Regions from separate parts of the Homo sapiens genome. Here all the other regions are linked to region 3. The links are chromatin contacts, found by Hi-C or POLR2A ChIA-PET in ENCODE. All regions are on one chromosome and are shown on one strand. The core of a region is the stretch at or near the end of the contact, and the rest is flanking DNA. Distances in the headings are between cores, read along the strand shown.

Region 1 (2,700 bases), core at 201-2,700, 630 kb after region 3:
CTTCTGCCTCAACCTCCCTAGTAGCTGGGATTATAGGCATGCACCAGCACGCCTGGCTAATTTTTGTATTTTTAGTAGAGATGGGGTTTCACTATGTCGGTCAGGCTGGTCTTGGACTCCTGACCTCACGTGATCTACCCATCTCAGCTTCCCAAAGTGCTGAGATTACAGGCATGAGCCACCGTGCCCAGCCAAGCTTGATTTTTAGCTTTGCCATATACTGATTGTGTGATCTTAGGGAAGTTATTTAACCCCTGCAGCCATGTTTATTTATCCGTAAAATGCACATGATAACAATAGTGCCCATCTGTGGTGCGCCTACTACAGTGTCTACAGAAGAGGCTATTATATTGTTGGAGTTGTGTCTATGGGGTAAAAGTGATAGGATGTGGTGATTGATTGGATCTTGAGTGTAAGGGAGTAGAAGGGGGCAAGGGTGATTCACAGGTCCTGACTTGGGTGATTGAGTGCCACCAACTGACATACAAATTTGGAGGAAAGACAATGAGTTCATGTATAAACATGCTGAGATGAAAGAGCTGCTCTGAGGGACATCTCGGTGAACCTTCCACAGAGAGTTGCATAGAGATGTCCAGAGCTGAGTTTAAAGTGAAAGGCCCATTTTGATTGAACTTTTAAAGCAAACACATTTTAAAAATCACAATATAGAAATTTAGTTGTATTTTTAATTCAGGCTCGTGTTGAATATGTCTCTCGGGGGTTCCCAATGATAGTCCAATGGTTAATTTTATTGGGCTGATATCCATGCCAATTATTAGTGACTGGAATGTGGTAGGCGCTGAACAAATATTTGCTGAATAACTCTGTTGAATATTTCCTATTTTCAAAGTTTTGGAAACTTCTGGATTCCCTGGACTCTGGCTGGGAATTCAAGACAATATCTTATTGACAATATCTTAGGTGGGCTTAAGATGCAAACTCTGTGAAATGGCTGCATGACTGGAGACCACTTTAAATTCATGCTGTCTGATGGGAGGATGGGAGGAGTTGGTGCTACTTGCTACTTGATTCAGTGACTTTGCACCAGGCTGCTGGTTCCTCTTGTCCATTCTTCAGAAAGTTTCCCCGAAATCCAGCTGCAATCCTCCTTCTGCAGTCATTCCATTTTTATATCACACGAGTAGTTGGAACCATGCAGGAAAGCTCTAAACCGTCTCTGAAAATTGGTTTCTTGAGTTTCTTTTGTGACTTTGCAACAGGGCCTGGAAGTGTCACAGGGAGAATAAGCTTGAGCTTCTCTGCTTCATGGCAGGAAGCCATTTCAGCTCATTGTTACCAGCTCAATCCGGCCTGGGCACCAAAGTATTGTGTTCCTAATCATGCAGAAGCCTGTGCATTCAATTAAAATGTTGTGTGGCTTTCTGAAAACCACCAGTTAGGATGACTGCATTCCCTTAACTCAATTGGGCCTGATGGCACATGTCCTAATACTTGCTGTTGTCTCTTATTAGCAGTTATTCCTCATCACCCAGCATCCAAGAAAACAGTTCTTACTCTGGCCATTATTTCTTCTGTGGACCCTTAATTCTCACTGTGTGTTTTCACAGCGTCCTGTGCACAGAGCATGTTGGGTTTGAATGTCATGGTTATTGAGCAAATTTGAAAATAAGTGGGTTTGTAGGAGTCAGAGCGAGAGGAGTAGCTGGTCTGGTGACAGGAGTGGGAAGTTAACGGACTGCAGGAGGGATGAGTCACAGCTGCTCTGAGCTTCAGAAACAGCTCAGCCTGGCCAGCTGCGGGAACTTGCTTCGCCATTTCAGCAAGCGAATCTGTCCATCCTCCTTCTAGTGGGGTGGTACAGGAATGAGTTGGGAAGTCCTGAATAGGAAATTCCACATTTAGAAAATGTACCTTAACATCTCAGTTCCACTCAGGGACAATCTTTGAGGACTAGTCATTAGGCTGAGCTCACAGGGGGGACCTGGGGGAGGAGCTGCCAGGATGGTGTAGGCATATGCATACACAGAATCTCACCCTTTTTTGGGAGAGTTGCACAGAAGGATCTGCTGATATTGCATATTCAAAACTAGGACATTCCTGATGCTTCGTCATTTTCTCAATTCAAACAAGCAAAAGTTCACATGTACACGCTTGCACCACCCCCTTAAATGTGTTAGGAGGAAAGAGTTCATAATAAAAAGAAGCTAAAAAAAGAGGCATAAGCAATGTGGTTGGGTTTCATCCGTACCACCCTAAGATGAGTGATGTCACTGGAAAGAAGCTCAGAGATGTCAGAGATGTAAAGAAGAGAAGAGAAGAGAAGAGAAGTAGTGTCAGACTGGAGCAACCATTCAGTATGTCAAGGACATCTTTAGGCAGAAATTGTCCAGAGAGACTCCTGGATGTCACAGCTGCCTGAAGGACTCTCTGGTCTGTGATCTAGGTGAGGCTGTCTGGTTAGGTTCAAAGGAGGAGAGTGCATGGAGGAATGTTCTCTTCCCCTTCTCCATGGCTCTTCATCCTTCATCTTCTTAGTGTACCTTACAAGGATCTTAAATGATCACTCCCTTCCTGTTCGAAGGGCTTTATTGTAAAAGTCCCTTCAGCTCTTGGGCAAATGAAGTGCGATGAGGATTCCCTACAGATGCCTCCGAGTTACAGCTCTGAGTTAAGACATTTACTGTTGGGGTCCTGGTGTCCAACTCTGGGAAACTGCAGGCTTCAGTCCCACCTTGTCTC
Region 2 (2,700 bases), core at 102-2,601, 760 kb after region 3:
CCAAGGGGACTTCCCCGGTGCTGTGACTCAAGAGCACATGTTTATGCTGCAGTATCTTTTCTCTGGGAAGCTCATGTTTCGAATGTAACTGAGATGCAGAAAAGATTTCACAGGCTCAGCTCTGAAATATTCAGGGTACAAGCAATAGAAATTTTAGTAAAAAACATAAAATACAACCCAAAGCCATTGCTTGGATTTTACCTGATGGTTCCGGGGATCCTGTGCAACACAGCTGATATGGGAAGGAGACCACAGGTGGATTTGTGTCTTCAAACTTTTATTTGCAAAATTGATCTAAAGTAATGTAATTACAGTGCCTTTCTCAGCAACTAAGATATTTAATTAGGATAACCAATCATCTTTTTGCCCAGAACTGAGGGGATTCTCATGAACATGGGGCTTTTAGTGCTAAAACCAGGAACGTCTCAGGCAAACTGGGAGGGGATGTCACCTAAATGTAATGCTGAGTTACATAGCACAAATGATATTTTGTGTTTTTGGAGGATTTTTAAAACCCAGGTAAATGTTTCATGAGGAGGTGTTATTGAGGATATCTTGTCGATGACCCTATTAATGCATGAATTTAATGTGGTGTTTGGTTAAGAAAGGTAGATTTCGTTCATTCAACCCTATGTACTGAATTCCTGCTATTTTCTAGTACTCTTCTAAATGTCAGAGAGTTGTCACAGAAGTGAACAAAACAAAGTATCTGTTCTAATGGAGCTTAAATCCTAGTAAGGTGGACAATCAACAAATAATAAAAATAATCTTTGGGTGACAATCACTGCTATGGAGAAAAACAAAGCAGGATATGGAGTGATGAAGATATTCAAGGCTTTCATTTTAGAGCTTAAAGGATCGATTGCGGGGTTGGCTGTTGTGAAAACCAGCAGTTAGAGGGAAAGAAGGAAAACAGCATATATCAATGGGGCTTAGTTGCAGGAAGCAAAAACCACGCCAGCTATTTTAAGCAGAAAGTCATTGTCTAGAGAGAAGCAGGTGTTTACAACGTCGTTGGGAAGGCTGGAGGAGCCGGCTTGCGGGTGCTTCCACATCTGCCACCACCGTAAAGGGAGGAAATCAGGAGCCTGTCACTGGGAATAGTGACTCCGAAGACACATTGTTTTAGCTGAAATCTGTTCATTAGAAAGTTCTGTCACCACCACTTTAATGTCTCTCGACACCCATGCAATCAGTGGCTGAACTTTGAGACATGGCTTCAGAAAGCCCCGGTGTTACCACAATCATGCTTGCCAGTGTTTACAGCCAATCAGTAGGAAGTGGCTTCTGCCTCCATTCTGACTTCCAAATCTCTTGCAAATGCATATAATTGGTTGAACCTAATTCACAGTTAGAACCCCAGCTGCAAGTGAGACTGGAAAAATGGCTCTCAGAGTTCCCGCCTCTGCAGTAGAGGAAGACACTCCAGAAGGAGTTGAGAATGGGTGCTGAGTGCCTCTTCAGGATGTCTGTCACACCTCAGGAAACCTGCCAGGAATACCAAAGGGAGTGAAAAATCCAAGGTAAGAATATCCAGAGAATGAAATCTGCATCCCATACCTTCCAGAGTAGTTGGGAAAGCAACATATGTAGTGGGAAGAGAATACGTTTTTTGAAATCAGATAAACCTGGGTTCAGTCTGCTCTTATTTGCTGACGACTTTGGGCACATCTCTTTGTATCTATGAGAAAAAGTTTCTCAACATATAAAATGGGGGTATTGACACCTTACTTGCAAGGTGAGAATTAGATAAGATAATGTAAAGTATGAAGTACATTGCAAGCACTCAGTTATATCAGCCACACCATCTGCATATAAAATAGCTAAGATCCATATTTTGGAGCACTGATTCCAAAGTACCCATCTTCTCCCAGACTTCCATGAATTCAAGATTTGACCACTGAGGCTGTCAGAGCTCAGACATGTGACCCCAGTTTCTATATAGCTAAAATTAGTCTTTCCTTCTCTGAGCTATCCCTTTTTTGAGCAAGCCTCATTCTGTTGTCAAGTGGCATAAAAGGAGCTGAGAATTTATTCCTTTCTGGTAGAAGTTGAAGGGGATATAAACCTGCTGGCAGTTAATTCAATTTGATTTTTGTTTTTTAAGACAGGGTCTTGTTCTGTCACCCAGGCTGGAGTGCAGGCTCACTGCAACCTCTGCCTCCTGGGCTCAAGCCATCCTCCCACCTCAGCCTCCTGAGTAGTAGCTGGGAATACAGGTGCATGCCACCATGCCCAGCTAATTTTTTTGTATGTTTTTTGTAGAGACAGAGTTTCACCATGTTGCCCAGGCTTATCTCAAACTCCCGAGCTCAAGTGATCCACCCGCCTCAGCCTCACAAAGTGCTGGGATTATAGGTGTGAGCCACCGTGGCTGGCCAATTTTGTTTTTTAAACAACATAGATTCAAACAAACTTTTTAAGCTTTATAAAGCCACCCAGTAGAATTACATTAACTTTTGATTATTGAAGTGATTCTAATTTGCTTCATTCTGGCCGTTGATACAGTTTCCCTTGTGGACCAGTTTGCATTATAATTCCCACTAGATCCTGGGATTCATGACATTTTGACTCAGCAATTTTGAAATTGGGAATATTTCAACATATTCATAAAACAGAGCCACAAACGTTAAGCTTTTGTGCTTTCTTGGTATCTTTCTACCCTATGCTAGAATCTCACACTCAGGACAGGATGAGGGA
Region 3 (2,700 bases), core at 1-2,500:
AAACTGAAAAGGTGATTGAATTATATAAAGCTATAGCCATTTATTTATTTCACTTTCCCTAGGTTTGAGAACTGTATGAGGGGCTTACTGGGGGACAGAAATGAGTAACACTCCCTGCTTCAAAGGGCTTTGGATTTAATAGACATGATGGCCAAAAAATGACAATTTCTCAGTGTCACTCTGATCACCCTGGAGATGAGGATCTCTACTAGATGCTCTAATAGAGGAAGGAGAATAAATCCACTAAACATTAGGCCTCCAAAGTTTTCAAGCAGATAATCCAAGTAATCAATTATTAAGGGTTTGCTGCCGTTGTGAGCAATTTGTGGGGGTTTTGTTGTTAGTAATTCTGACTCCCAAATTGGGCTCTTCCTCATTGAGGGGCCCTGACCTTTTGGGCAGGTGGAGGAAAACACGAGAGGATGATAAACCATTCAGCGACCAGGTAGGGGAGGAAAAGATTTGGAGACAGGATGATCTGAGTTTATTCCGAAAATTGTTTCTTAATATTTCAAAACCTCAGCTTCATCTGTAAAATGGAGAAGAATAACTCTCTCACAGAGGTTACATAAAGATGAAGGCGTCAGCCTACATACAGCATTGTGCATGAGATACGATAAGGGAATTCTTGGGTGATGATTATTTTGATGTTTTTATTGTAAAGGTGCGTGCGCATAAGACGGTGCCAAAAATACTGGCAATCACTAGGTGCCTCCGGGCCTGAGTGCACGCCCGTGCTGTCACGGGCGCAGGATCTGGCACACGTAAACCGGCTCCGGGTGGGTTTCCATATATAGACACCCGAACGCCGGGCGCCACCCGACACCAGGAATCTGCGACTGACGCTGGACCTGTCTCTACGCAGAGGGCACCTTCTTCCCCCGCGGGCGGGCGGGCGGGCGGGCGGGCGCCCGGGCCTGTGGCCTGGCGCAGATTTTCCGCGGCGCCCCGCGCCCTGCAGCTCGCGCCGCATCGCGCGCCCCGCCCGGCCCGCCGCGCCCGCGCCCGCCTCTTGCACCGCGCGGTCCTCACCTGCAGCAGCAGTTTGACCCTCTCGATGGGGGCGACCGCGGTCTTGGAGACGGCAGCGGCGACGCCCCCGGCCAGGAAGTCCTTTAGGAAGCTCCAAGCGTGATCACCCATGGTGACAGCTCGACGCTCTCAGCCCGCAGGCAGCCCGTTCGTGCTCTCGCCCACGCCCGGCCTGGCACCGCCGCGCAGTCCCCGACCCTGCGCGACGCTAGGGGGCCGCCGCCTGGCCCGCAGCTCCCCCTTATATCCCCGCCGGGCTCTCGCGAGAGGAGGCGGGTCGCGGCCGGCGCTCGCGCCGCGCATTGGCTGGGCAGGTGCGGGGCGCCCCCTCCTCCCAGCTGCAGAGGGCATCGGGGGCGAAGGCGCTTCCGGGAGCGAGGCTGGGCCGGGGGCTGTCCCTGCAACTTGGGACGTTTAAAGGGCACATTCATGTTATCTGTCCCGCCGAGCCCAGGGAACACCGTGTCACCGCGGCATGTGGGCCGCGTATTTATAGCACAGGCAGCCTTAGGCCGGGGCGAAGCCGGGGCAGACACCGGGCCGCTGCCGCCGGTGGAGAGTTCTTGACCCTCCGGCCTGCACGGGCCGCGCTCAGGCCCAGGGATTTCGAGCTGTTTCCTCCTTCTTGCATCTAAAGGCGCCCCCCACCAGAGCTCACTGCCTGGATATGGGCCTCTTTAGAGCCGTGCGCTCCCGAGAATAAATGGCAGTCCTCTCAAATAGATACTAAGGTCACCTGATGCTGTGATTGCCTCATAGAATCTGACAACCTGCTGCCTCTCATTTCTTTTCATTCAATCGTTCGTTCAGTCATTCATTCTGCTATTACATATTGATGTGTCTGGCACTCAGTGCCCACAGGAAAGACCTGGTGCAGGGGGCCACTAGGTGAATTCATACTTGTTTCTGCAAAACTCTGTGACTCTAAAACACAGGACACTTCTTTTGTAAGCCCCTAAAGGGTTCAATGTACCACTCTGCTCTCAGCGGAATTTCAGCACATATTAGGGCAGAATGTTCTGTCTGTCAGCCGGTGCCTTCTTGAGGGTCAGTGCTGTCAGCCTTCCGGAGATCCAGTCCTTGGCTGTATTTGCCTCTTTTTAATGACAGCTGGGGTTGAGGAAATGCTATTTAATCCCAGGAAATTAATTGCAATTAATTTCTTAAAATATATAAATCTGAGCTTTAATTTTCCTTAGCTTGTTTTTTAGGCAGTTCATGTAACCATACAGGTTTTCAAATACAACTGTTCCTTCCCCTAGAATGACTGCAATTCGTTTTTAACTTTAAACTCTTCACTCAATTATCTTCCCATGTTTGCTAATTTTCATTTGTACCTTTAACAAAGTTTATTCATTGTTTTATAAACTTTTTTTTTTTAATATTTGCTGACATCATGTTAGAGGTTTACGGAGCTGCAGCTGCGTGTCACCCTGGGCGTGGAGACTTTGGTATAGCAGAAGTCACTAAGGTTCCAGGGCCACAGAGGGCATGCGTTTATCTAAGAGTGGGGCAGGCTAGAGTTCCGAAATCCAGGTAAGCAGAATGAAAGCTAGAAACTAGTGGAAAGCTGCCAGAGGTCAGAGCAGACAGAAGTCAAGAACTCGGAAGAGACAAACAGATAAACCATGTATGTGTTCATTCAACAGACTCTTGCTGAGCATGTAC

Evidence for each region. A loop is a pair of places that touch in the nucleus more often than their neighbours do. ChIA-PET counts read pairs that join two places held with the same protein, here RNA polymerase II (POLR2A). Pooled maps may share reads with other maps.
Region 1: a loop to region 3 is called in a pooled map, with 5 times the contacts of the local background. The contact joins the enhancer-like site here to the promoter of SLC25A4 in region 3. A Hi-C loop is called at or near these places in 3 of 50 pooled maps. POLR2A ChIA-PET finds 5 or more read pairs at or near these places in 2 of 52 experiments (H1 and HEK293).
Region 2: a loop to region 3 is called in a pooled map, with 4 times the contacts of the local background. The contact joins the promoter of LINC02362 here to the promoter of SLC25A4 in region 3. A Hi-C loop is called at or near these places in 1 of 37 single-sample maps with no recorded cell type and 2 of 50 pooled maps. POLR2A ChIA-PET finds 5 or more read pairs at or near these places in 1 of 52 experiments (HEK293).

The regions. Positions count from the first base shown.
Region 1 is chr4:184,513,506-184,516,205 of GRCh38, reverse strand. All of the region lies in intron 1 of LINC02427 (long intergenic non-protein coding RNA 2427), which reads left to right. Among named protein-coding and RNA genes, the nearest start is that of LINC02427, 23 kb to the left of the region's middle. RefSeq lists enhancers at 1,529-1,688, 1,699-1,768, 1,819-1,908. Within about 2 kb of position 1,450, at least 19 of the 41 ENCODE cell types and tissues checked have a DNase peak (open chromatin) inside an H3K27ac peak, as active enhancers do.
Region 2 is chr4:184,380,957-184,383,656 of GRCh38, reverse strand. LINC02362 (long intergenic non-protein coding RNA 2362) reads left to right here and starts at 1,351. Exons shown (of 6, transcript NR_125934.1): 1 at 1,351-1,523. RefSeq lists enhancers at 1-579, 1,053-1,142.
Region 3 is chr4:185,141,816-185,144,515 of GRCh38, reverse strand. It overlaps SLC25A4 (solute carrier family 25 member 4), which reads right to left and starts at 1,250. Exons shown (of 4, transcript NM_001151.4): 1 at 1,033-1,250. The coding sequence starts at 1,143. RefSeq lists a silencer at 1,179-1,478.